Linked DNA regions of Mus musculus: all the other regions are linked to region 6. Evidence: chromatin loops called from intact Hi-C (ENCODE). Cell type or tissue: gastrocnemius. All regions are shown on one strand. Region 1 holds the start of Sdc1 (syndecan 1). Region 2 overlaps Wdr35 (WD repeat domain 35). Region 3 overlaps Pum2 (pumilio RNA-binding family member 2). Region 4 overlaps Wdr35 (WD repeat domain 35). Region 5 overlaps Laptm4a (lysosomal-associated protein transmembrane 4A). Region 6 overlaps 9930038B18Rik (a long non-coding RNA gene).

What was found. Hi-C counts contacts between places; a loop is a spot of excess contacts. Peaks named below come from ENCODE experiments on the same cell type or tissue, not always from the same donor. Only the 100,000 strongest peaks of a DNase experiment are listed, where the experiment ranks them.
Region 1: a loop joins it to region 6, with 2.3 times the contacts of the local background. A loop is called at or near these places in 14 of 42 quality-filtered maps.
Region 2: a loop joins it to region 6, with 5 times the contacts of the local background. A loop is called at or near these places in 32 of 42 quality-filtered maps.
Region 3: a loop joins it to region 6, with 5 times the contacts of the local background. A loop is called at or near these places in 8 of 42 quality-filtered maps.
Region 4: a loop joins it to region 6, with 3 times the contacts of the local background. A loop is called at or near these places in 4 of 42 quality-filtered maps.
Region 5: a loop joins it to region 6, with 2.4 times the contacts of the local background. A loop is called at or near these places in 12 of 42 quality-filtered maps.

Annotation. Positions count from the first base shown.
Region 1 is chr12:8,769,329-8,773,328 of GRCm38, forward strand. It overlaps Sdc1 (syndecan 1), which reads left to right and starts at 2,068. Exons shown (of 5, transcript NM_011519.2): 1 at 2,068-2,373. The coding sequence starts at 2,308. It overlaps Gm4755 (a long non-coding RNA gene), which reads right to left and starts at 1,943. Exons shown (of 3, transcript XR_381238.4): 1 at 1,637-1,943; 2 at 183-1,300. In gastrocnemius, a CTCF peak has its summit at 1,660; DNase peaks (open chromatin) are centred at 2,003, 2,331, 2,805, 3,273 and 1 more place; H3K4me3 peaks cover 2,512 bases; H3K27ac peaks cover 2,014 bases.
Region 2 is chr12:9,000,281-9,004,280 of GRCm38, forward strand. Wdr35 (WD repeat domain 35) reads left to right here. Exons shown (of 27, transcript NM_001159527.1): 12 at 3,717-3,861. Among named protein-coding and RNA genes, the nearest start is that of Ttc32, 28 kb to the right of the region's middle. In gastrocnemius, a CTCF peak has its summit at 1,934; DNase peaks (open chromatin) are centred at 1,917 and 2,121; H3K4me3 peaks cover 210 bases.
Region 3 is chr12:8,697,527-8,701,526 of GRCm38, forward strand. It overlaps Pum2 (pumilio RNA-binding family member 2), which reads left to right. Exons shown (of 21, transcript NM_001160220.1): 2 at 565-633. The coding sequence starts at 583. Among named protein-coding and RNA genes, the nearest start is that of Pum2, 25 kb to the left of the region's middle. In gastrocnemius, a CTCF peak has its summit at 1,572 (motif pointing right); a DNase peak (open chromatin) is centred at 1,578.
Region 4 is chr12:8,980,665-8,984,664 of GRCm38, forward strand. It overlaps Wdr35 (WD repeat domain 35), which reads left to right. Exons shown (of 27, transcript NM_001159527.1): 5 at 368-496; 6 at 2,097-2,230. Among named protein-coding and RNA genes, the nearest start is that of Wdr35, 8.7 kb to the left of the region's middle. In gastrocnemius, no CTCF peak of the experiment used is centred here; no DNase peak of the experiment used is centred here.
Region 5 is chr12:8,934,790-8,938,789 of GRCm38, forward strand. Laptm4a (lysosomal-associated protein transmembrane 4A) reads left to right here. Exons shown (of 7, transcript NM_008640.2): 4 at 77-199; 5 at 1,198-1,293; 6 at 1,908-2,006; 7 at 3,328-3,953. The coding sequence ends at 3,402. Among named protein-coding and RNA genes, the nearest start is that of Matn3, 11 kb to the right of the region's middle. In gastrocnemius, a CTCF peak has its summit at 1,584 (motif pointing left); a DNase peak (open chromatin) is centred at 1,559; H3K27ac peaks cover 999 bases.
Region 6 is chr12:8,887,202-8,891,201 of GRCm38, forward strand. The region is part of intron 1 of 9930038B18Rik (a long non-coding RNA gene); the gene reads right to left. The region is part of intron 2 of Gm33483 (a long non-coding RNA gene); the gene reads left to right. Among named protein-coding and RNA genes, the nearest start is that of 9930038B18Rik, 4.2 kb to the right of the region's middle. In gastrocnemius, a CTCF peak has its summit at 2,269 (motif pointing right); a DNase peak (open chromatin) is centred at 2,284; H3K27ac peaks cover 366 bases.

The DNA of each region.
Region 1 (4,000 bases), 120 kb before region 6:
AGATGTCAATTGCATGCAGACCTGCAGTCAGACGCTAAGCTCCCTACCTACTCTCCATCAGCTTAGATGTAAGGGGTGCTGGAACAAAGGCTCTCTCTCTCTCTCTCTCTCTCTCTCTCTCTCTCTCTCTTTCTTAGAATTAGTATTCTATTTTATTTTATGTAAATTGGTACTTCACTTACATGTATGTCCGTGTGAGGATGTTGTATCCTCTGGTACTGGAGTTATAGACAGCTGTAAGTCGCCATACAGGTGCTGGGAATTGAACCCTGATCCTCTGGAAGAATAGTCAGTGCTCTTAACCCCTGAGCCATCTCTCCAACCTCTTGCATATTGAGGACAGGGAGGAATCACAAGCCATGTAGGGTGCCTGGGCTCTGAGGTCAACAGGACCATAGCCTCCTTTCTTTATGTGCCTTTCTTGGGGTCTCCCTATAGGAGTCGTCTTCGTTGCCTCTTTACTGTCTCATTGATCTGGGCTAAACTTATGCAGTTGGAAGGAAAGATCAAGCTGGTCATGTTTAAAACATGAAACAGCCTCATCAGTCCCTTCCTGTTCCCGTCTCCCCCCCCCCCTCCCGCCCCCATTTTGAGAGGACAGGAAGGTAAAATACCAAAGTGTCCTATTTTCCTCCAAATATCAGGCTCAAAGGACTGAAGAGCTGACTTCAGATCCCAAAGCCACTGTGTTAGGAGGCACCTGCTTTTTAGGTCCTAAGCCTTCCTGAGCCTTGCTATTGGGTATTCTTTACCAAGACCCTCAAGGATCTAGGCAAGAACTGGGCAGGATCTGTATGTAGCCCATAGTTAGACCTAGGGCAGCTGAGACGCCAAAAGGGAGAGTTTCCTGAGGACAAAAGTGTTCAAACACAACTGGGTGCTGGTTGTTGGGCTACTGCTGGAGGTGTGGTGTGTGTAAAGGAGGCTGTTGAATTCCCAGAAGGCTGGTTCCACAGTGTAGAGTCTACACTGGGGACTTCCCGAGACGCTGAGCCTCAGATCTAGCTTCTCAGTCCAGGCCAGCTGATGTGGGGCTGAGGAACAAGGATGGATGCCATCTATGGCCCCTGCCTTGCAGGTGCAAAGGGCCTTTGGCACCATCTACAGATTGAGGGCAAGACAGGGCTGGTTCTTCCTCCTTGCTCTCGCTGCTATCTGCCTCGCCTGTAGGCTCTCTGGGCTCCTTTTTGGACTGACACGTCTGAAGGACGTTGGAAACTGTGAGGTCCAGGCCCCATAGAGAATCATGAAGGAACAGGAATTCAACTGGAGCTCCGCAGCTGGTTAGGCCTGCGGTCACCTGGAAACAAAGAGGCCATTTATTTTTTCCTTTGGTCTTGGACAAGGAAGAGAAGGGGCTTTCTATAAATAGAAAGACAGCAAAAAAGAAAATAATAATAATAATAATAATAATAATAATAATAAAAACAATAACAAAGCCAGCTCTTCCAGACAGTGCTCATGTCTTTAAAGGTCTTTAAAGGTCTGGAGTTCCCAGCAATTAAGTAAAGGACCAAGACCTCAGGGGTCCCCTATCCTCAGCCCGTGGGGAGGTGGGAACCATACATCGATCCCTCGGTTTATATATAGCCTCATCGCTGTGGGGCTCCGAGGTTGCCCCCAAAATCTTGCTCACCTGGAGGACCCCTGGGTGTCCTCGCCCAGAGGGCGCTGCAGCCTCGCACGTAGAGAACTAACAATCGCCCTTCTCCAGGGCAGTGCCTCCGGACTCCGGACCAGGACATAGTAGCGAGTGCACCTGGGTCTCCGTCAGCTACGCATCAAGGAAGGTGCGACGCGGGAATTACAGATTGCCGGCACTCACCAGTGCTCAGGGGAGGAAGGTGGGACTCAGACCTGCAAGAGCTGAAGAGTGGGGTGGGCTTCGATCCTAGGAGGCGTGGAAGGGGGTGTGGCTGGATCCCTGGGGGGTGGGGCGCTCCAAGGGGCGGGGCAACCCAGGGGGCGGGGCCCGAGGGGTGGAGATTGGGACTACCCAGGCCCGCGGAGCTGGGGGTGGGCGGCTAGTTTTGCAACTGCAGAGCCTTTGGGTTTATTATAAGGCGGAGCTCCGCGGGAGAGGTGCGGGCCAGAGGAGACAGAGCCTAACGCAGAGGAAGGGACCTGGCAGTCGGGAGCTGACTCCAGCCGGCGAAACCTACAGCCCTCGCTCGAGAGAGCAGCGAGCTGGGCAGGAGCCTGGGACAGCAAAGCGCAGAGCAATCAGCAGAGCCGGCCCGGAGCTCCGTGCAACCGGCAACTCGGATCCACGAAGCCCACCGAGCTCCCGCCGCCGGTCTGGGCAGCATGAGACGCGCGGCGCTCTGGCTCTGGCTCTGCGCGCTGGCGCTGCGCCTGCAGCCTGCCCTCCCGGTGAGTGTGGCCCGGGGCAGGGCTGGGAGGCGGCGGGAAGCCGGGACTCGCCACTCGCCGATGCCATGCAGGCGGCAGCACGTGGAGGGGGAGGGGAGCGGGGACTTCTTCCCGCGCTGCCTGGCGGATCCTGGGATGGTGAGCCCTTTAATGAGGACTCCTGTCCCAATTCCTCTACGGTCCGTGGATGCCAGGAGGCTATCCCAGCTCGTGGTCCGGGCGTCCTGCAGAGTGGAACCTCCATTGGTTCCCCGCTCCCAATTAAGTAAAACGACTCCACATGGGTCTGAGTCCGCCGGCCTTAGGCGCTCCGCCGGCCTTAGGCGCCGCTTGGAGTTGCTCTCTCCCGTTGCTGTCTTGCTGGCCATCTCAGCGGCCTGGCCTCCGCCAGTGTCCCGGAGGGATGCAGTGGCCATGGCCACAACGCCTTTTCCATAGACCCTAATTCAAACCAGACTGCAGGCTGCACCCCCAGCGCCGCGGAGTCCGGGCGCTCGGCCCTTTGCACCGGGGCAAGTTTGGGCACAGCAGAGCCGGCGCGGGAACAGGGGGAAGCTGACGTTCGGGGTGGCGGGAGGGACGGGATTAAGGCTGTTTGTGGGACACAAGAGGGTGGCTCAGGGACCTTCGGTTTTTCTCTGGCTGCCCCAGGTGAGCCGGGCCGAGCTGGCAGCGGGAGGTTCCGGGAAGTTGGCTTCAGAACGCTGAAGACCCTAAGAACCCAACTTTGGGGTCGCTGAAGTTGTGCTGCCCCCGGAGGGCCTCCTCCGCATGGCCCGCGCGGGGGACCCTCCCCGCGAGTGGACCCCGGTACGGCTCTTCCCCTCCCCCGACTCGGCTTTGTGCTGAAGCCGCGCGTAGGGAAGGCGGGTCCCTTGGCCCGCCCAGTAGGGCCGCGGGGAAAGAGGGACGAACGTGGAGCTGGCGACTGGTGGGGGAAAGCTTCTGGGTAGGATGCAGCCATCCACCTTTGGTGGGGGTCGGTCTCTCTAATCAGCGGCTTGGCCGACAAAGAGCTTGGTCGAGGGTACCCCAGAAAGTGCTCTCCCGCCCCAGCCGCCGTCCGCTAGCCCGCCTTCCCCAACGGGGGCGCTTTGTTCTCGGCCCCTGTAACCCTTCCCTGGGAACCGCCCCGCAGCGCTGGTCCTTGACGTGGGCCGGGTCCTGGGTCGCCGCCAGGTGTCAGCGCTGCCCTCCGGGTGTCCACGCCCCTAGCCCCCGCACCCGCTGTGAAGTCCCGGGTGTCCTTTCCACTGGCGGCTTTGCCCAACCCCTGGAAGGCAGAGGCGAGGTGCGGAGCCTCAGGCTTTATCCCTCCCGGAAGTGGCAGTCTCCCACCGCCACATCTGGTCTGCTTAACTTCGATAGTCCTGGCAAAGGCAGACACGTGCACAGGGAAGGAGAGTTGAGCGCTGGTAGATACCAAGGTCGTGTACAAATAAAGTGGCACACGGACACGTCCCCAGTCACTGTTAATGGCATTGCCTTCGCTCCTTCCCAGGTGGCTGGTGCTCTCCATCACTCTGGAGCCCAAGAGAGGGCCTCCATAATTGTATTGCCCATGAGTTGGGGTTGTGTGGGGGCGCCAAATCAGGGTTCTCTGGGAGGGCTATGAATTCCGAACTGA
Region 2 (4,000 bases), 110 kb after region 6:
TACTCTTGGGTGTGAAGGTGTCCACTGTAGAGTAGCTCACCTACCATACTAAGATACCTGACTCTCCTTCCTACAGAAGCCATCGACCATCAATCATTCCTTAGGAATGCAGAGTCCTGGGCCCCGCCCCCTCCCACACTACAGTGTTGATTGGCTTGGTCTTGAGCAGGTCTTAGGCAAGCACAGCTGCTGTGAGGCCATGCCTGCAGCGGGCCTGCCATGTCCAGAGGACACTGTTTTACTTTGGTCCTTTTCTGACCTCTTCTCTGATGGTCCCTGAGCTTTGGGGCGGGACTATATGGAGATCACATCTAAGGCTGGTGTGTGGGATTGAATTGATGATCTCTTGTGGCTGAGGACTCCATGAACACTTATTCTCTGTATTTTGATTAGTTGCGAATTTCTGTTCACTGCACAGAGAAACCAACGATGGAGCGCTGTCATAGTTTATGAGTATGAAGAGAAGTGCTCTATGGGTATGAATTCAGAGGACAATTTGTTGTTATGTCCATTTAGTAGCATAATAACATTAGGTCTATCCCTAGGTTTGCAGACTTCCTAACCAGATTTTTAGTACCAGTGCTCCTCTGTGGATCAAGCAGCAGTTTGTTAGCCTGCTACCATCTGTGTCGCTGTTACATCATGGGTACATGCCAATCATTAGTGTAGCTCACGGGTTCACAGCTGGGTGAGGCTGTCCATGCCTCTCCCTCAGCAGCAACTACAAGGTACAGCAGCACCTTCTAGTCCTGTGAAAGCTTGTAGGAGCAAAGAGGCTTCCTGGTCATTACCAATGGGCTTCTTCATGTCCTGTGCTCAAACTGTGTATTACCTTTACCAATAGAGCCCTCCTATCAAACTGTGATTGGCGACCTCATCTTCATTTACTTATACATTTAGTTGGACTTTAATTCATCTTTTAATGAAAGTCTATCAGAATTTATACGATGGCATTATGTTCCCATTTGAATTTATCGAGAGTGCTAGTACATTAATTGAAAGTATTTTCTGATATATATTTATATTTATTCTGAGTATTTTACATTATAAAAATTCATATAGAAAATGAAAATAAAAACAGTGATACCTACCATGCCTAATGGGTCCTGATGTTTATTGAGGGCCATTCTACTTCAGCGATTCTGAGCACAGATTCAAGAGCCGTAGAGGACCTGAGTTTAAGTCCCACTTGCCCACTGTCTAGCTGTATAACATAGATAAGTTATAATTGCTTCATAACCAGGTAGTTTTTTTTAAACTGATAACTAATGATAGCACTGTCCGCCTTATACAGTGGCTGTGAGTTAATGCATATAATGTGTTTACAAGAGTGCTTGCATGTATTTAAAATTATTAAGCATTTAAAATTACTAAGCATGTACCGTGTTATCCTTTATTTTCTCTTTTAATCCTTAAAACAGTTCTATAGAGCTGATATTGTTATTTTCAATTGGCAGGTAAACTGAGGTTCAGAGAGAGAAACATAATTGTTAACATCATAATTATGAAGTGTTTGCAATTTGAATCCAAGAAGCCCGACTTGTCTTTTGAACCAGTAACATTTTAATTTTGAATTAATCAGGATAGCAATAAATTCTCATATTCATGAAGTATTAAGAATAAAGAACATGGGGGAGTGGAAAGTGTGATCAGAATAAATTGTATGGAAAAAAAAGAATAAAAGGACATGAATGTAACTCATAATTGTAATTAAACACTGGTTGAGAAATATGCTTTGGAAATGTCATATTTTACCAGGAAGCAGTAAAGGTTGGTGAACCTCAAACCAATTAGAGTGCAATTACCAGAATTGAAATATTCATGGTGAATTTACTAAATATTTATTAGATTTAGTAAAGTCAGTGAGAAGACAACCTGGCTGGCTTTAGCACCCTCTGGAGGTTTGGCTGCCATTTCACCAGGCTTTGATTTTGTGCAAGGCAATGAAAGCTTCGTGCTCCCTCTAGAGGTCACTAATAGTATATGATTTGCTTTGAACAGAAAAACTTTGAAAGCCTGAAATTAAAAAAAAAAAAAAAAAAAAAAAAAAATCCGACACAACTTTATTGAGTTTGAGTTCCTGAGTTGTCAATCTACTCAGTTAATAGTACGCTGCCAGGGGGAGCGTCTACTGTTCAGTTTCTAAGTGTCCTGCTGCCAAAACATGCCCCTGGCTAGTTGTGTGACAAACGTCCAACACTGGCCTCATTGCTTTGCAGTATAAGCAGAAACAGTTCACAGTGTTTGATTATTCATGAGCTCAGAAAAGAGAGTAATGCCCCTTACAGAGAGCTGCTTTGCTTTCATATATTTTGTTTGCATATTTAACTTTATCTTAGTATTATTCTATGAGTTTAGGTGATTATTTTACTGTTTAGTCTCCCATCTTTTAATCCACTGTTGGAGTTGCTGAGGCGCTTTGCTTCACAAAAGCATACCCAAGAGGTGGTCAGTGACATGTCTGCCTAGCAGCATGACACTTGGGCTGTGTCTTCTCGTTTGCTAAGTGAAGTGGAAATGCAGTACAAATGAGAGCAAGAACAAAAAGATAAATGTTTAGATCTGGCTGTAATTGGTACTGAGGAGGGGAGAAAGAGATTGGGTTCAACAGCTGGTGGATATCTGAGTTGTTTCCACATGTTGGGTCTATGTGGAACACTGTTTTGAGCACCTGACTGTAAATTTGTGTGTGTGTGTTTGCTTCTCTTAGACATACACCGTGGAGCAGAATTGCTAGGTAATGTGTAACTCTGTAGTCAACATTTTGAGAAACTTTGGAAGGTTCTTTTAGAGTATTTTACATTTTCATTTTTTTCTCTATGCCCTGATCAATTCTTGCCTTACTTTTTAAAATTCTAGCTATGCTAGTGAGGATCATGTGACATGCCAGGTAGCTTCCATGTTCAGTGAGGATCATGTGACACGCCAGTTGTAGCTTCCATGTTCAGTGAGGATCATGTGACACACCAGGTTTTGGTGGCTAATGATGCTGGTTATGTTTTCATGAGTATTTGTGTGTCTTATTGGAGAAGTGTTCACTTAGATTCTTTGCCTTCTTAAAAGTTTTTCTTTTGTTAAATATTTTTTTGGACAGTCTTATATGTATGTTTATAACCATTAATTCCTTATAAGATTCAATTTCTTTATTTTTGTTACATCATTTTTGGTGTCATGCCTAAGGCATCAACTGTTGCCTAACCCTGACTCACAAAGATTTACTTCTGGGGCTGGAGAGATGGCTCCGTGGTTAAGAGTGTTGGCTGCTCTTTCAGAGGACCTGGGTTCAATTCCCAGCAATTATGTGGTTCTAACTCGAGAGGATCTAACACCTTCACATAGACACATATGCAGGAAAAACACTCATGCACATAAAGTAATAGACTACTTAAAAGGCTGCTCCTCTTTCTTTCCGTGACACTGAGGATTGAGTGACTTCTCCCACGCGGAGCAAATGCGCTTCCACTGACCCCTATACTCGTAAGGACTCTTTAAAAAGGCCTGGGGTTTTAGCTCTTGATCCTTGTACATCGCAGATCCATTTTACTTAATATTTTTTGTGTGATCCTAGTAACTTTAGATTCTTGCCTGATTTGAGAGACTGTCTGTGCATATTTCAAGACTGGGTTTATTATTTCTAAAATGAGGAGTTGGGCTCAGTGGTGTGAAGTTGTTTCTGTGTAACTATAGCTTAGCTGTCTTTCTGTTCCTTTTAATAGTACCATTATTTGTTGCAATGACCAAAACCCATGTGATAGCAGCTTCAAAAGAAGCATTTTATACCTGGCAATATCGTGTGGCAAAGAAGCTCACAGCACTGGAAATTAATCAGATCACACGGTCTCGAAAAGAAGGAAGAGAAAGGTATGTTTTTTGATATATATTTAATAAGCAACTATACCGTATTGGATCCAGACATAGTTAATTATCTATTGCCATTCTTGAGAAATATACATTGCCTTGATTAATAGAAGTCCTTTTTTTTTTTTTTTTTTTTTTTTTT
Region 3 (4,000 bases), 190 kb before region 6:
CAAACACGGTCGTTAATTCACTGTATATGAAATGTTTTCACTAAAAATGTGCTTCACCATTTAATTATCTTGCTAACTTTTTTACATTGAGGTTTATAAATAAGTGGTTAGAGTTTTTAAAAAAAATCCTAAGAAAGGCTGCGTGTGGTGGTGCACGCCTTTAATCCTAGCACTTGGGAGGCAGAGGCAGGCGAATTTCTGAGTTCGAGGACAGCCAGGGCTACACAGAGAAATCCTGTCTCGGGGATGGGGGGGCCTGGGTGGGGGATTCTAACAAAACCTTAAGTAATATAAAACAATGTTATAGAAGTGACTTGTCACACTAAAAAGAGAAATGCTTTAATGTTTGGATTCACTTTTACTTCCTTTGCTTCAAGAATGTGTAGTGGACTGTTGGCATACAGAATTATATAAACAAAACTACTTTTACAGTTTTAGGAAAGCCTGTCACAGAAACATCTGTTCTTGTCTATTTTGGAGTGTGATAATATTAGTTAATAGACGTACAACATAGTTACTACTTTAAAAAAATCCTGCTAACTTTCACTTTTTGTTCTTCACTAGGTTTGATCTGTGGATGAAATGAATCATGATTTTCAAGCTCTTGCATTAGAATCTCGGGGAATGGGAGAGGTAAGAGTTCACCAATACCAAAAACTTACGATTCACTTTAATCATTGAAATTTAGTTTTAAACTATAAATCTTGGAAATAGTTACAGCTTTCAGACCTATATTTTTTTTAATTGAAATTATGCACTTGTGTAGTCAATGATTTTTTTTTTTGGTTGCTTATTTTGTAAGTTAAACCCAGTAAGTAATTATTGGTGTGCTTATTTGTGTCTAGGTGATTTTGATTGACTTGGTTATCATATTTTGCTAGTGAATTGTGTAATTAGAATTAGCTCTGCTCAAAAGAGTACATCCTGTTCTGCCATTTTATATATGTATGCTGTTTGCTTTAGCTATGCTTGACTGTTGCTACTCTTTCTCAAAACTCTCTTTACCTGAAGATATTTGCTTAATAAACTCCTAATCTGCAAGACTCCACTGAAAACACAGTATCTAGTATCCCATAGCTGTCTGTAATAGAATTAGCCTCATCTGACTTGTCATTTAGTTCATTATAAATACTTTATGTTACTGATTAGTTTGTTTTGTATTTGTCTCCTATAAATTGCTAGCTTTTAATGCTTAGTATAATAGGTACTCTACAATTTTGAATGGATGTTATCTTTTCTATTAATCTATGGTTTTCTTTGGGTCACCCAGTTAACCATACCATTACATATTTGAAGGCATCTAAAATACTTAGTTTTCCATATTCCTAATGAATTTTAGAAAACTGATTATAAAAACTCCTGTAGACACACCTTTGTTGTGTTCTATATTACACACTCCTGTATAGACTTTGATAGTAGAAAATAACAGTAAACAGACCTAAGATGTGTAATGAATTGCTTGCTCCTGGAGATTATTTTACTTTAGTAGATTAGAGACCTTCAAGAGACTCACTCCATCCAATGCTGTGCTCTTCAGATGCAGAAAGAGAGTCCTGTCACTCCTTTGGGCCACAAGAGGGCACTCTGCAGCTAGCTAACCCTCCCTTTCTTCAGAACAGCGTTTTCCAAAGAGTTTGTCATTTTCAGAGGACTGATTTAAGGGTGAGTTAAGGTGCTTAAGCTAAGTATTGCCAAAATAAACTTGTTAGTTCAGCACATAAAGTAAAGTCTAATCTGGGCCCTAAAAATATTTTGAGCGAGGGATACTTTTTGGTTTTAAAAGAAAACCTATATTTTGTAGCATAGTGTCTTGCTCAGGCATTACTGATACTCCAGTAGACTAAATAGAGCTAAAAGGGCTGCCCCGCCCCCCCCCCCCCCATTTGTATTCTTAGAGTTTTAGAAAGTAGAGTAGCATATCTTAACAGCAGGTCTGGGAGCATTGTAGAACATGCCTGTACTTCCAGCACTTGGTGGGCCAAGGCAGAAAAGTTTTGTGCTCAAGGCCAGTTTAGGTTAAATAGGAAGACCTTATCTTCAGATACTAAAACAGTGAAAACATTTTTGAAGTGTTTCTACCTTCTGTCTGTGACAGACTTGAACTTGATTTTCATAAGAGTGAGAACCCTACATTAATCCTAGGCTTGGTTCTTTACTTCCATATACATTATGGATTTATTTACTAATTGACTTTTGTTTTGTTTTGTTTTGCTATTTGAAAAATACATTTGATAACTTAAATATACCTTTGTGGTTAAAATTGTGGTCAGAAGCAGTGGTTAAATTAGTTGTCTATGGGTTTTAGTAGAGGAGTTGGATTGAATAGTAAGCTAAATGAAATAAGCTAAAACCCATGCTAATTTATTAGTCAACATATCAGACAACCAGAGTGCTATAGGCCTAAACTTCTTGCTGTCTGGTGGATGGCTGCAGGCCAGTTTAACATGTAACCTTCATCCAGTAAAAATATTTTTTTTTTAAAAATAAGCTGGTTTTGCTATTTTTTAAAAAACAGTTTACCAGTTAATATTGTTACCTCTTAAGAGATAGCTAAGAAGCCTACTCAAATTTCTGTCTCTGGGTTCTCTCCCACAAGCCTTTCTATCTTTCCTCATCTCACAGGCAGCAGGGAACCTTCTGGGATTTCCTTCTTTGCCTGTCTCTCTCTCACCAGTCTTCTCCTCCTTTACTGACAGGTGAGGTGTTTTGTTTGTTTTATTCCAGAATTCACCCATTGGAATAAATTAAAGCAGCCTGTACTCTCTGGCTCTTTTCTCGTTTTCTAAGATTGCTTGTTTGGGATGTTTTTGTGATGTAAAACAATCCCTTTTTTTTTTTTTAATGGATTGCCCTGTTCTTTCCTTTTAAAGTTTTGCATATTGAGTCTTAACTGTTATAAATCTCTCTAATGTATGGAGAATCATTGTGTATACTTACAAGAATTGTTTTAAATGTATCGTTTTTTGTGAGCTATCATCAGGAGGTCATTTTATTTTTTAAAGTCTTATTTATTTTATGTATGTGAGTACACTCACTGTCATGTCTTCAGACACCCCAGAAGAGGGCATCAGATCCCATTACAGATGGTTGTGAGCCACCATGTGGTTGCTGGGAATTGAGCTCAGGACCTGTGGAAGAGCAGTCAGTGCTCTTAACCGCTGAGCCATCTCTCCAGCCCAGGAGGTCATTTTCTTAAGTTGTTAGTCCAAAAATAGAAACAAATCTGTATTCATAAACTCATTCTTCTCCTCAATAGCATGTTTTTGTCTGTATTGATTTCCTTTATATTGTGTGGCTTAGAACAAACAAATACAACACATAGGAAGAGGTGCTTGGCTTTATTAGTATGTATAGAGATGTAATATTTTAGTCAAGTATCCAGAGAAGCACATGCCTGTTAACTGTCATCAGTTTATTAGGGTGCATATAGCTGTCTCCTGTTTAATTTTGAAATAATAGAAGAAAAGGACCTTGCCTGAATTTTGTTGAGGAAACCAAAATTTCACTTCAGATCTTTGAGCTAATGAGTTTTATTTGGGGATTGTTCTGTTGTGATAAATAATGTTCTCCTATTTTGACACAGTATTTTAGAAAAAAATATTAAAATGGAAAGAGGACTTAGTAGTTTAAAGAGCACTGGTGCTGTTCCAAATGACTTGTGTTCAAATCCTAGTATCTATCTACATGGCAGTTTGTCTGTCTGTAATTTCTGTTCAAGGGGACCAGATACCCTCACACAGACATACATGCTGGTAAAACACCAAGGCTCATAAAATAAGAATATATAAAGCATTAAAAAAAAATCTCAAGTAGAGTCTAACCTGGTAGTAAATGCCTTTAATTCCTGTATTGTGGAGGCAGAGGCAGGTGGATCTTGGAATTTAAAGCCAGCCTGGTCTACATAGTAAGTTCCATGCTAGCTGAAACTATACAATGAAATCTGTCTTAAACAAAAAGAAACAAAATAGAGTGATGGAGTAGGGACATATTGGAGGAACTA
Region 4 (4,000 bases), 93 kb after region 6:
CCTTCCTTCCTTGACAGGTCTTGCTATATGTAGCCCAACCTGGGCTCAAACTTATGATCCTCCTGCCTCAGTCTTCCAAGTGCTATGATTAGTGGTATGCATGACAATGCCCAGAAAATATTATCAACCCTTAAGCACCAGGTGATAAATGTGAAAGTTTTTCTGTTTTTCTTTTTTTAAAATCAGGGTTTCTATGTGTAGGCCTGGCTGTCCTGGAACTCACTCTGTAAACCAGGCTGATCTTGAACTCAGAGATCCTCCTGTCTCTGCTCCTGAGTGCAGGGAGTAAAGGTGTGTGTGAGTCACCTCCTCCTGTCCTGACTAATGTGAAGGTTTTGACTGTACTTTTTTAAACTTGTGAACACAGGCTCTTGGTATGAGGAGATGATCAACAATCGCAACAAGTCTGTGGTTCGAAGCATGAGCTGGAATGCGGACGGACAGAAGATCTGCATTGTGTACGAAGATGGAGCTGTGATCGTCGGCTCAGTAGACGGTAATCCAGTCACTGGACATTGGCCGGAGACCAGGGGTTCCTGACTACCTTTAAAGATTTAAGTTAATTATCATTCTTACTGAAAAAATAGACACTAAGAAAAAAAGTGTCTGTTATGTGACTATTATATGATTTGTGACATTAGGAACCACCTTGTTATTTTTAACCTCTGACCTGGAAGTATTTTCAAGACAAGTCTATTGTTTCACTTTCCTACAGTAGTACTGAAAACAGCTAAATCAATTTCTCAGTATCATTTTAATTAATTTTATAGCCTAAAATACCCATTTCTTTCAAATTCTAGCTCACAGTGAGATTGTGTCTTCTGTGAGTCTGCATCTTGGGTTTAATATAACAAACATCCTCACGGGGCTGGTTTGGAATCACTGTGGTAGATTTACTTGTGTGTGCTCATTGTGTCACCCAGTGTGACTGAGAGCCCAGAAAGCAGTAGCTGTAGCTTAGGAGTTCAAGGCACAACAGCAAAAAACTTTCCTGACCTGCATCATAAGTGACCCTGAGTAATAGGCCATCGTCACCGGTCAGCAGCCAGTGGTGCACCAGGGAAGGACATGCAGGAACATGCAGAAACACAACCAAAGGCAGACGGGGAGAGATCAGAGAGGACTTCCTGGAGGAGGAGATGCATGTGCTGACACAGGTGGGTAGGCTGACGAGCAGCATGTCTCAGGACCAAGGGATCGCTTTGGAGGAGAAAAAAAGAATTTCACAAAAGACACTGAGAGTAAACATCTTGGAGACAAAGGACTCTAAGCATCATGGAAGAGAGTATCAAGAAGGAGAGCGTGGTCTGAAAAGACAGGACAAGAGTAGGATAGACCGACCCATTGTCAGTTGGCCTCAGCATCAGGCAGTCATAGCCCCATACAGGATGCTTTAATGGAGCTGTATGGTAGCAGGCAGACTGGAGTGACTTACAGTTGAGGGGACCACAAGGAAATGAGACCTCAACACTGTAATAAAGTAAAAAAATGTGGCTGGGAGGGACTGTAGAAATAGGGCAGTGCCAGGAGATTTAGGGTCGAGCGAAGGGGTTGGTTTTGTTTGTTTTTATTCAAGGTGCTTAGGAGTTTGATGTATAATTAAACGTGTGTAAGCCAGGGCATGGAGAGAGGAGTTTAAAGAAGAGAGGTGAGGATGATCTATCGGGTGAGCTTTGTAGAATGGGAAGAGGGTGACCACAGGCTTGGATGGAGGCCTGGTCATAGAAGGGCTCACCCCGGAGCTGCCTTTCCCGCTGTGCTGGTGCAGCAGAAAGGCCCAGCTTGGGTTCCTTATGCTCTGGGTGTTTGAGGGTGCGAGCAGATGAAGAGCTGCTTCTGAGAGAGCTTGTGTGTTTTCTACTCACTCATCTGACTGGGAGTCGAAGAGACAGGAGACAGTGTGAAACAGCTGCTTCTGGAAAGGTCTCAGTGTTACACAGCTTATGAGTGCTAATAAATATCTATTGACTAAATTAATTGAGTGACTGAGTGAAGCTGTGAGGAATGTGAGAGAGCTTTAGGGAATCAATATTTGGAAGCAGTTGTTGGAGGATCACAGCTCTGAGCTGGTTATAACTGGCTCTGCTTTGTTTTAGGGAATCGGATTTGGGGGAAAGACCTGAAGGGAATTCAGCTGTGCCATGTGACCTGGTCTGCAGATAGTAAAATCCTACTTTTTGGAATGGCAAATGGAGAAATACACATTTATGATAATCAAGGAAATTTTATAGTAAGTGTATAGATTCATTATTGTATTAGGATACTTTTCTATGATTAGTTTAGATGTCATTTATATATGTTTGCCTTTATTATGATAGTTACAATAGTTTGTAGACTTTGTCTTTAATTCAGTTTTAATTTTCTAATCATCTAAACAATTTTAAAAGTTAAAAGACAAATCTTAGTTTTTTGGGGGGTGTGGTATGGTGCTTTGAATGGGAATGCTCCCATGGCTCATCTATTGGAATGCTGGGTCTCCCATAGGTGGATCTGTTTGGGAAGGATTAGGAGGTGTGGCCTTGTCGGAGGAGGTATGTGACTGGGGGTGGACTTTAAGATTTCAAAAGTCCACACTAGCCCTATTCATATTCTCCCTCTCCCTCTCCCTCTCCCTCTCCCTCTCCCTCTCCCTCTCCCTCTCCCTCTCCCTCTCCCTCTCACTCTCCCTCTCCCTCTCCCTCTCCCCCTCCCCCTTCCCCCCCTCTCTCTCTCCCCCGCTCTCTCTCTCTCTCTCTCTCTCTCTCTCTCTCTCTCTCTCTCTCTCTCTCATGCCTGGGGATCAGGATATAAAGCTCTCAGCTACTGCTCCAGTGCCATGCCTGTCTGCTTCCTGCCATGATGATCATTGACTAACCCTTTAAAACTATGAAAAACTTTCAATCAAATATTTTTTTTTAAAATAAGAGTTGCTTTGGGTCTGGACAGTGGTGGTGCACACCTTTAATCCCAGCATTCAGGAGGCAGAGGCAGAGAGGCAGAGGAGAGGCAGAGAGAGAGGCAGAGAGAGGCAGAGGCAGAGGCGCAGAGGCAGAGGCGCAGAGGCAGAGGCAGAGAGGCGCAGAGGCAGAGAGGCAGAGGGGCAGAGGCAGAGAGGCAGAGAGGCAGAGAGGCAGAGAGGCAGAGAGGCAGAGAGGCAGAGAGGCAGAGAGGCAGAGAGGCAGAGAGGCAGAGAGGCAGAGAGGCAGAGAGGCAGAGAGGCAGAGGCAGAGGCAGAGGCAGAGGCAGAGGCAGAGGCAGAGGCAGAGGCAGAGGCAGAGGCAGAGGAGGCAGAGGTAGAGGTGCAGGCAGAGGCACAGACAGGTGGATCTCTGGATTTGAGGCCAGCCTGGTCTATAGAGCTAGTTCCAGAACAGCCAGAGTTACATAGAGAAACCTTGACTTGAAAACCCAAAAGAAAAAAATTGTTTTGGTCATGATGTCTCGTCACAGCAACAAAGCAGTAACCAAGGCAGGGGTGGGGCTAGCTGTTTTTGTTTTGAGAGAGGGTCTTGTGTAGACCAGGCTGGAGCTTGCTGCATATCTGGATTTTGGCTTCTCCTGTCTCTGCCTCCAGAGTTGTAAGGTTTGTAGGAGTGCACCTTCACCCTACTGAGTCTTTTGCGGGTGCTAGGTCTAATGCAAAGCTTCCTGCCTGCCAGGCAAGCACTCTTCTAGCTCAAGGTTCATTGCTTTAAGGTGAATTAATGTAGCAGAGTGCAGCTTTTAGGCCTGATTTCCTGTTGCTGGATGGTTCAGGATGATGGAGCATTGAAACCTAAGGGTAATGAGAAGGATAACATTGCTGTGTAAGTTTCTCTTTAAGTCTTGAGGTGCCTGCATCAAAGTTTTTATGCAGGGTACCCAAGATATTTTTATAGCAACTAGAACTTGTTTGTGAAAAGAATTGTAATTGATTTAATATGTAAGGGAGAAAAATCAGTTTCTAGAAAGAAGGTCAAATTGGTATGGTGGTTAGTGTTGCTTGTCAGCCTGGTCAACTATCACCAAGGAGACAAACTTC
Region 5 (4,000 bases), 48 kb after region 6:
TCCTCGCTCCGAGTTTGACCTTTACCAAGGCTAGTGATTTTGTGTGTGTATGCTAAGTGGTACTTTCCTTCTGCAGTATCAAGTGGGCTGGCTGATTCCTTTCTTCTGCTACCGACTCTTTGACTTCGTTCTCAGTTGTCTGGTGGCCATCAGTTCTCTCACTTACTTGCCAAGAATCAAAGAATATCTGGATCAGTTGGTAAGTGTGTGTGCTATTTAAACATTTCCACTTAAGTGAAACATTTTAATTGAAATCACGAGGCACCCTTGCTACTATTTAACTCTCTTTGCCTTATACAGTATCTTAAAATCACTCCCATGTTAAAACCTGTAAGATAGACATAAATGATTGTTGTACTGTACCATTTGGATAGCACAGTACAAGACGTCCGTAAAGACAGTGAGTGTGGACGAGATAGTTGAGTTAATTGTGATTCAGTAAGATGTTCGACTGTGTTTAGGACTCTTAAGGGGCTGGTGCTTCATCTTTATCAGAAGGTGGCATGTGTCTGTGTGCTTGCTGTACCCTTGTCCGTTATTGATGTGCCTGCTGTGTCCTAGCCCTGGGTAGGAAACTTTAGCTGTTTAGGAACACCTGCTCTTTTACAGACTCTGGTGTGTTTTCCCCTCTGTTTGATTGGATCCTTTCCATTAGAAGGTATTTCCTTTGCTGGCCAGTTTTTGACCCTCCCTTCACTTCTAATGCCTTTCTCCTGACTCGCCCAGAGTCAGATGAGTGCAGCCAATCCTTTCCAGCACAGTGAGCTTGTCAGCAGTAAATCATGTCCTTTTGCCTGGCTTGTAGCCAGTGCCGTGTGTTCTTTGTAACCATCCACTGAAGAGCTGAGACCAAGGTTTGACTCCTGGGAAAGTTACTTCGCCAAAGACCTGAGCGATCTCAGTTCTCCCGACTTTCTGAACAAGGACAGAGTTGGGGATCCAGACAAGTGGTTATATTTTGTCAAAAGCACAAGATGGGAAATAACCAGCAAAATGAATATTAGCTCTGTCCAGACCTTTTAGTAATCTTAGCTATTAAATAGGCAGACGGCAGTGGTCCGTCCGTCGATGATGGGGGTCCCGGGTGTGCTGCGTTCTTCTGTGTAGATTTGCAGAAGCTGTCACTGTCTGCTGTACATGGTTGTGTTCTTAAAATGCTCAAGCGCCTGGTGTGTCCGTGCTTTTGTGTTTTCACAGCCTGATTTCCCATACAAAGATGACCTCCTGGCATTGGACTCCAGCTGCCTCCTGTTCATCGTCCTTGTGTTCTTTGTGGTATTCATCATTTTTAAGGTAAGGAGCTTGTGACTCACTCTTGGGGGCCCTGGTGAGACTGCTCAGTAAACCTTTTTCTAGGATCGCAGTTGATGTAGGGTTTGTAGTGACAGTCACTGCATTTAAGGGATGGAGTCCCCTCTGTCTTGTGTCCAGTGAGTAGAATTTTTGTGTTTTCAAAAGTGGTTCAGGAGCTGGAGAGATGGCTCAGTGGTTAAGAGCACTGATTGCTCTTTCGAAGTTCCTGAGTTCAAATCCCAGCAACCACATGGTGGCTCACAACCATCTGTAATGAGATCTGGCGCCCTCTTGTGGTGTGTGTGAAGACAGCTACAGTGTACTTACATATAACAATAAATAAATCTTAAAAAAAAAAAAAAGTGGTTCAGGGTTTATAGAGAAATCCATTAAAATTCCTAACATTTGAGCTCAGGAATTTCCTCCACAGTCTGTCGGTTAGCAGACCAAAGTCTCCAGCTAGAGTCTCTGTGAGAAACTTGGGATGTTTCAGTGAGAGCCAGTCAGGATGAGCCTGCCTTGTCCGAGGTCCCTTTTCCACAGACAGCGTGGTGTGGGAGAGATGAGGGTCCTCTGCTCCCCGAGCAGCCCGCTGAGCTCTGTTTCCCTTTCAGGCTTACCTAATCAATTGTGTTTGGAACTGCTACAAATACATCAACAACAGAAATGTGCCAGAGATTGCCGTGTACCCTGCCTTTGAAACACCTCCACAGGTTAACTACTGTTCTACTCACCAAACTGTCACTCTTACTGATGCCTCCAGAAGTGCACGTGGGGCTTGACTTTCCCTTCTTTGCCATAAGCGTGGTTTGGAATTTGGATAGTTTGAACCCACAAATGTTTAAGATTTAGTATTTTCCACCAGGAGTCTTGTGCACACAGGGCTAGAGCTCTTTACACTGTTTGCCCAGCTTGACTGTTAGGTTTATTTCTTAGTGGTCCTCACAAATGTTTCTGGACAGATATGAGATAATTGACTTGTGAGAATTCTAAGGGATGCGGGCTGATGGTCGTGTGTGTGTGTGTGTGTGTATGTGTGTGTGTGTGTGTGTGTGTGTGTGTGTGTGTGTACACATCTATCAGATCCAAAGCCTGGTCCTTGGATAGATGATTGTGCAAGCATCTGAGTGCTGAGCCCACCTCTCAGAACCTTGTTTGCTACTTTGCAGGTTTTCAGCATATATGATACACGTGGACCATATTGAGTCAGCCTGTCACTTAGAGGACTTTAGGCTAGAGTGACCTTTAGAAAGGTTTTCTATTATCCCAAAGGGCAGGATAGAAGGTCATTGTCCTATAAGTGCAAATTATTATGAAACTTCAGACACTGACAGCTTCCATTAGAGGAGTTAGTGGGGCCTCTTCCCCCAGATCCTCAGCCCTTGAATTTGCACTGGAGCGTTATTGGTTGCCTGTCAAGAGACCCTTTATATTTAATATATAATTTAGCTTGTTAGTTTATCTTCTAGGTTAGTTCAGAGGAAGAATTCTAATTCTGTCTTATATCTATCCACACCCATCACACCCACCCACCCACCCACCCATCCATCCATCCATCCATCCATCCATCTACTTACTCATTTATCCATTCCCATCCATCCATCCTATCCATCCACTCCATCTACCCGTCCATTCGTCCATCTCATTTACCCATCCTTCCCTGCATTTCGTTCGTCCATCTGTCTATCTTGTCTTGGCCACTGATCTACTGCTGTGAAGAGACACCATGAACAAGGCAACTTTTATTTATAAAAAAAAGCATTAATCGAGGACTTGCTTACAGTTCAGAGGCTTAGTCTATTATCAAGGCAGGGAGCGTGGCAGGAGTGCACAGCAGCACTGACCGTGCTAGAGAGATAGCTGAGAGCTACATCCTGATCATAGGCAGGCAGGCAGACTGACAGACAGACACTGACTCTGACATCAACTTTCTCGGGTTTTGTGCTTCTACTTATGACATAAAGTCTGAAAGCTGATTATTTTTGGAAAGAATTTAAAGTGACATTGTCTGACGTGATTCTTTTCTCTCTTCAGTATGTTTTGCCAACCTATGAAATGGCTGTGAAGATTCCTGAGAAAGAGCCACCACCTCCTTACCTGCCTGCCTGAGGACATTCTGCCTTGTCAATAAAGCCTATACCAGCTTCTCGTCTTGTTTATTTTACAGAAAGCTGCAGTGCGGGCCTCTCAGACTTGTTTGATAGAAAGTACACTGTCTTGTCTGAGCATTTATTTTCAAACACTAAGGAGCTTTTGGACATTTATTAAAAACTTTTTGTTAAGTATCACATTTTAGAGACTTTTTGAAGACAATCTAGATTAAGCAAGAGCCAAGTGCCATTGTTAGCCTTTAGCTGAGGGTATGGGGGGGAGGGGTCTCCATGTTTTCTTTTTTAACTTTGCACTTTCTTTGTATAATAATAGTTTATGTTTTGGATGTTTGGTGCCCTGAGTAGTTTCCGGGGCGTGACTACAGTGTTGAGGATGAATAGGTTGGGTATAACACCTGCAGTTTCCAGCTCTATGAAACAGGAGAGAGAGAGAAATAGCAGTTTGACTTGACTGTGGAAGATGATGGTTGCATGCTTCTCATTTGTACGTTTCCATCTTTGTGATAAACCGCTTTAATAAAGCTCATAAATTTTACCATTGTCCTTAAATGTGCCTCATGTTTATGCTATAACTTAGAGCGATCCTGTCCTTGTGA
Region 6 (4,000 bases):
GAACGGAAGTATGGCATGACTGAGACAAAATCTGGGTCCGTCAAGAAGTCAGTGTCTTATCATAAGGACTGTGTCCAGGTCACAGCTGACTGTGGGAAAGGAGGTATCCTCAAGTGACGTTTGCAGATGGCAGGCAATGCCCAGTGCAGTTCACAGGGTCAGGGAGCTAGCACCCAGGCCCTCCCAGAGGTGTTTTGTGTTTGGGGATGGTGGAGGCTGGGTTTACCTCTGGGTACAATCCAGACACGAGCTTCCATGAATTAGCAGAGAAAACTGTTGTTCCAGCTTCTGTTTATGGGTCAAAAAGATCTCAAATTGGCAGCAGAGCTGATGGGCCAGGTGCGTGGAACAGAAGGATGGGCGAGGAAAGTTCTGAAAGGCTGAAAGGTGTTTGACCAGCAAGAGGTGGCTGAGATGCTGCCCACAAACAGTACCCTCTGCCTGTGATGGACATCAAAGGATGGAAAGTTTATGGACATCTCTTTTTTTTTTCTCTCTCTCCTGAACATAGAGTAACCCAGGATCGGGGTATATCTTTTCCATCTTCAGGTTCAGATAGGTTCTTTGGTTGGGGAAAACTTCAAACACCAGGACAGTCACTTAAAAAATATTCTTAAGGCTGTGAAAATGGCCCCACTCATTGGGTTGAGAGCTTGCAAAGCAAGTCAAGGATCCAAGTTCGGGTCTGCAGCTCCCACATAAAAAGCCAGGATGTGGCCACCGGTGCCTGCAATTCCAATGCTTGAACCATAAACTGGAAGGATCTAGGCGGGTTGGGGCAGCTCACCGGCCAGCCAGTCTAGTCAATCAGTATGCTCTAGTTTCCCTCTAAATAATCTTAAACAAAATAAAATACGGAAAGCAATAGAGGATAATAATGGACAGTGGCCTCTGCTGACCTGCACATACTTATGCAGTTGCTTCTGCATCAGTGCACACATGCTCGCTCTCTGTCTCCCTCTCCCTCTCCCTCCCCCTCCCCCTCTCCCTCTCCATCTTCCCCCCTCCCTCTCCCCCTCCCCCTCCCCTCCCCTCTCCCCCTCCCCCCCCCCCTCTCTCTCTCTCTCTCTCTCTCTCTCTCGCTCGCTCGCTCGCTCGCTCGCTCGCTGTTAGACTAGGCTGGCTAAGCAGCAAGCCCCAGGGAAGCCTCCTGACTCTGCCTCATCAGCATTAGGGTTACAAGTAAGCAACCTTTTACATGAGTGCTGGGGATTCGGCTCAGTCAGCTCCTCACACATGCAGGCACTTTACCAACGAAGTTGTCAGCCCCCAGACACTCCCCCATGTGACTACATTCTTAATTAGCAGTTCTCAAAACAGTCCCCCCACCCCCACCCCCGTCCCAGTTTCCCAAGACCATCTCAGGGGATCCCAAGGTCAAAATGTCTCTGTAATAACCTGTAGGCTTTACTTGCCTCCGTCACTCCTGCTGTCAGCACACACAGAGTTTCCCAGAGGCTACGTGACCTAATATGGCAAGGGATTAGAGGCAGAAGCGAACGTGAGAATCAGCTGTCTTCTGTTAATCCAGACAGAGAGAGATTTGCAAACACGTAAAATAATGCTAGCTTTGTGATGAATGTACTTGCTTTAGAAAATTAAGCCTCTCTCTCTCTCTCTCTCTCTCTCTCTCTCTTTCTGTGTGCTGGGGGGGGGTGCTGAAAGCAATCTTGAGAGTTACCCTCAGGAACATTGATCATCTCTCTTGAAACAGAACACAGAGCTCACTGGTTAGGCTAGGCCGGCTGGCCAGGGAGCCCCAGGGAGCCTCCTGTCTCTGTTTTTCCAGCACTGAGATTGCAAGCATGCACTTGACATGTCCAGCATTTTTATGCGGGTTCTGCGGATCAAATTCAGTCTTGAGGCAAATGCTTTACTAACCAAGTCATCCTTACATTCCCCCCCCCCCTTATTTTCATAAAAATGTTTTGCTGCTACAAAATGCTATTTTAAGTATATTAAGTGAATAAGCACTTTTCAAAATCTTTTCCGTGCTAGATCTTAATAAACATGGAGTCAGTCTACAGATAGGCGCCACATGAACACAGTGGGATCTCCAATCATTTATAGGAATGGAACTGTGCAGTACATAGGAAGGAGTGAAGCCTTTATCCTAGCTGAGGTCAGAGGCCCCTGACACTAGTCTTCCTCCTCCCAGGGGCTAACTGAACCCACATGGTTAGAGGCCTCAACGAAGTTCTGACAGGTTTGCCTAATGAAAAATGGGAGAGGAAGTGTGTTTTGAAGCCAATGCAAGTAGACATTCCACCACACTGACACAGGAGGGCGCTCTTACCAACCGGCTGATATCTTGCCGCGCTTGAAACAATGTTGCTGATAGGCATGCTAGCTTTATTTACTACATTAAAAAAGAAAGATGCGTCTCTCTTGTCCACAGCGATGAAATTTCCAATTTTCTATGTCCATCGATTATTAATCAATCCCATGCAAGCCCATGCTCCTAGTCTGAGGCCCTGCATTCCTTAGTCACAACTTAGTGGTACCTTAGGTAATGTCCCTTAGGAAAGGCAAGACATGAAGGCCTTGCCGCTGTGTTTCTGGAGGTGGTTGCTGACCTCGGACCCTGTGGGCTGATGAGCATAGAGGGGTTCTTTTTTGCCTTAGCTGCAGTAGTCTAGTTAACCATTCCAGCTCTGGCACATGGCAAATTGCTCTGTGATATTTGGCAAAACTGTCTAGAAGGTGGCTTTTTATTTCTGTCCCAGCACTAGAGTTCTTTATACCTGTACCATCCATAGAAAATAACCATACCTAGTGTTCAATGAGAGTTAGGGCAGGGGTAGCACCAGGGCAGTGGCTGGGTTGGTGCCTAGCTTCCATCAATGGTCTTTCCCATAACATCACGTCATGTTTTTGGCTCTGGGAGACACATGTTTTTATGTTTTGAAGGGAGTTCTTCATGGTCAGTGAGCTGTTAAGGACTAAGGTGGTCCTAGCATGGCATGGCTATAGTCAGCTATGACACTGGAGTCTGAGGACGGATGGAAGGTTCTTTTCTTTTGGGGGATTAAAGGCTGGGTAAATTACAGGTTTGTAACAGGTGCAGTCTGTTTTATGGCTTACAGTGGTTCTCAAACTTCCCAATGCTGTAGCCCTTAAATGCAGTTCCTCATGTTGGGGTGACATCCAACCATAAAATGATTTTGATATTTCATTACTGTAATTTTCCTACTGTTATGAATTGTACTGTTCCTGAAGGTGGCACAAGTCCTGTGTTCAGGAGCCTCAGATGGCTGTTTCTGTGGCCTTGGTGGCTCCAGCTGGCACTTCAGCAACTGAGGTCCTCTAACCTGGGACTGTCACATGTTCCTATGAGCAGAGGTCCCTTAACTAAACCAAGCAATCCATGCAAGCACACACTACTATATACTTTTACAAGTCATTTTTCTTTTCTTTGATTGATTTTTTTTTCGATAGGTTTTCTCTGTATAGCCCTGACTGTCCTGGTTCTCACTCTGCAGACCAGGCTGGCCTTGAACTCACAGAGCTTTGCCTTCATCTCCCTCCTGAGTACTGGGTGTGTGCCCCCCCACTCCCCCATTACAAGTAATTTTTAATAGTAACAGAGTTTTGGAACACAAGAGTTCTCAGAGCCTTTGAAATGAGGGTCTCTTCTCTCATCTACAAAAGTCAGTTTAATGAACCACATTGATAGTGGAGAGATCACCTGAGCATAGTGGCACATACCTGAAATCCCAATCGGAATGCTAAGGCAGGAGGATCAAGGCCAACTTGGTCTACTTTATAAACCAATGGTAATAGGGAAATTAACCAATACTGTGAGCATGCTACTTAGAGACTCTCATGCAAGCATGTTGGTACTAAAGTACTGATATGGGTGCCTAAAGAAACTCAATCCCCAGGCTGTGACTGCCCCTGTCCGACTTTCTCTTGACCCTCAAGACCAGTCAAGCCCCCTATCACTGCCCCCCATTCATGACTGTGCTGTTTCTTTTTTTAAGATTTATTTATTTTATGT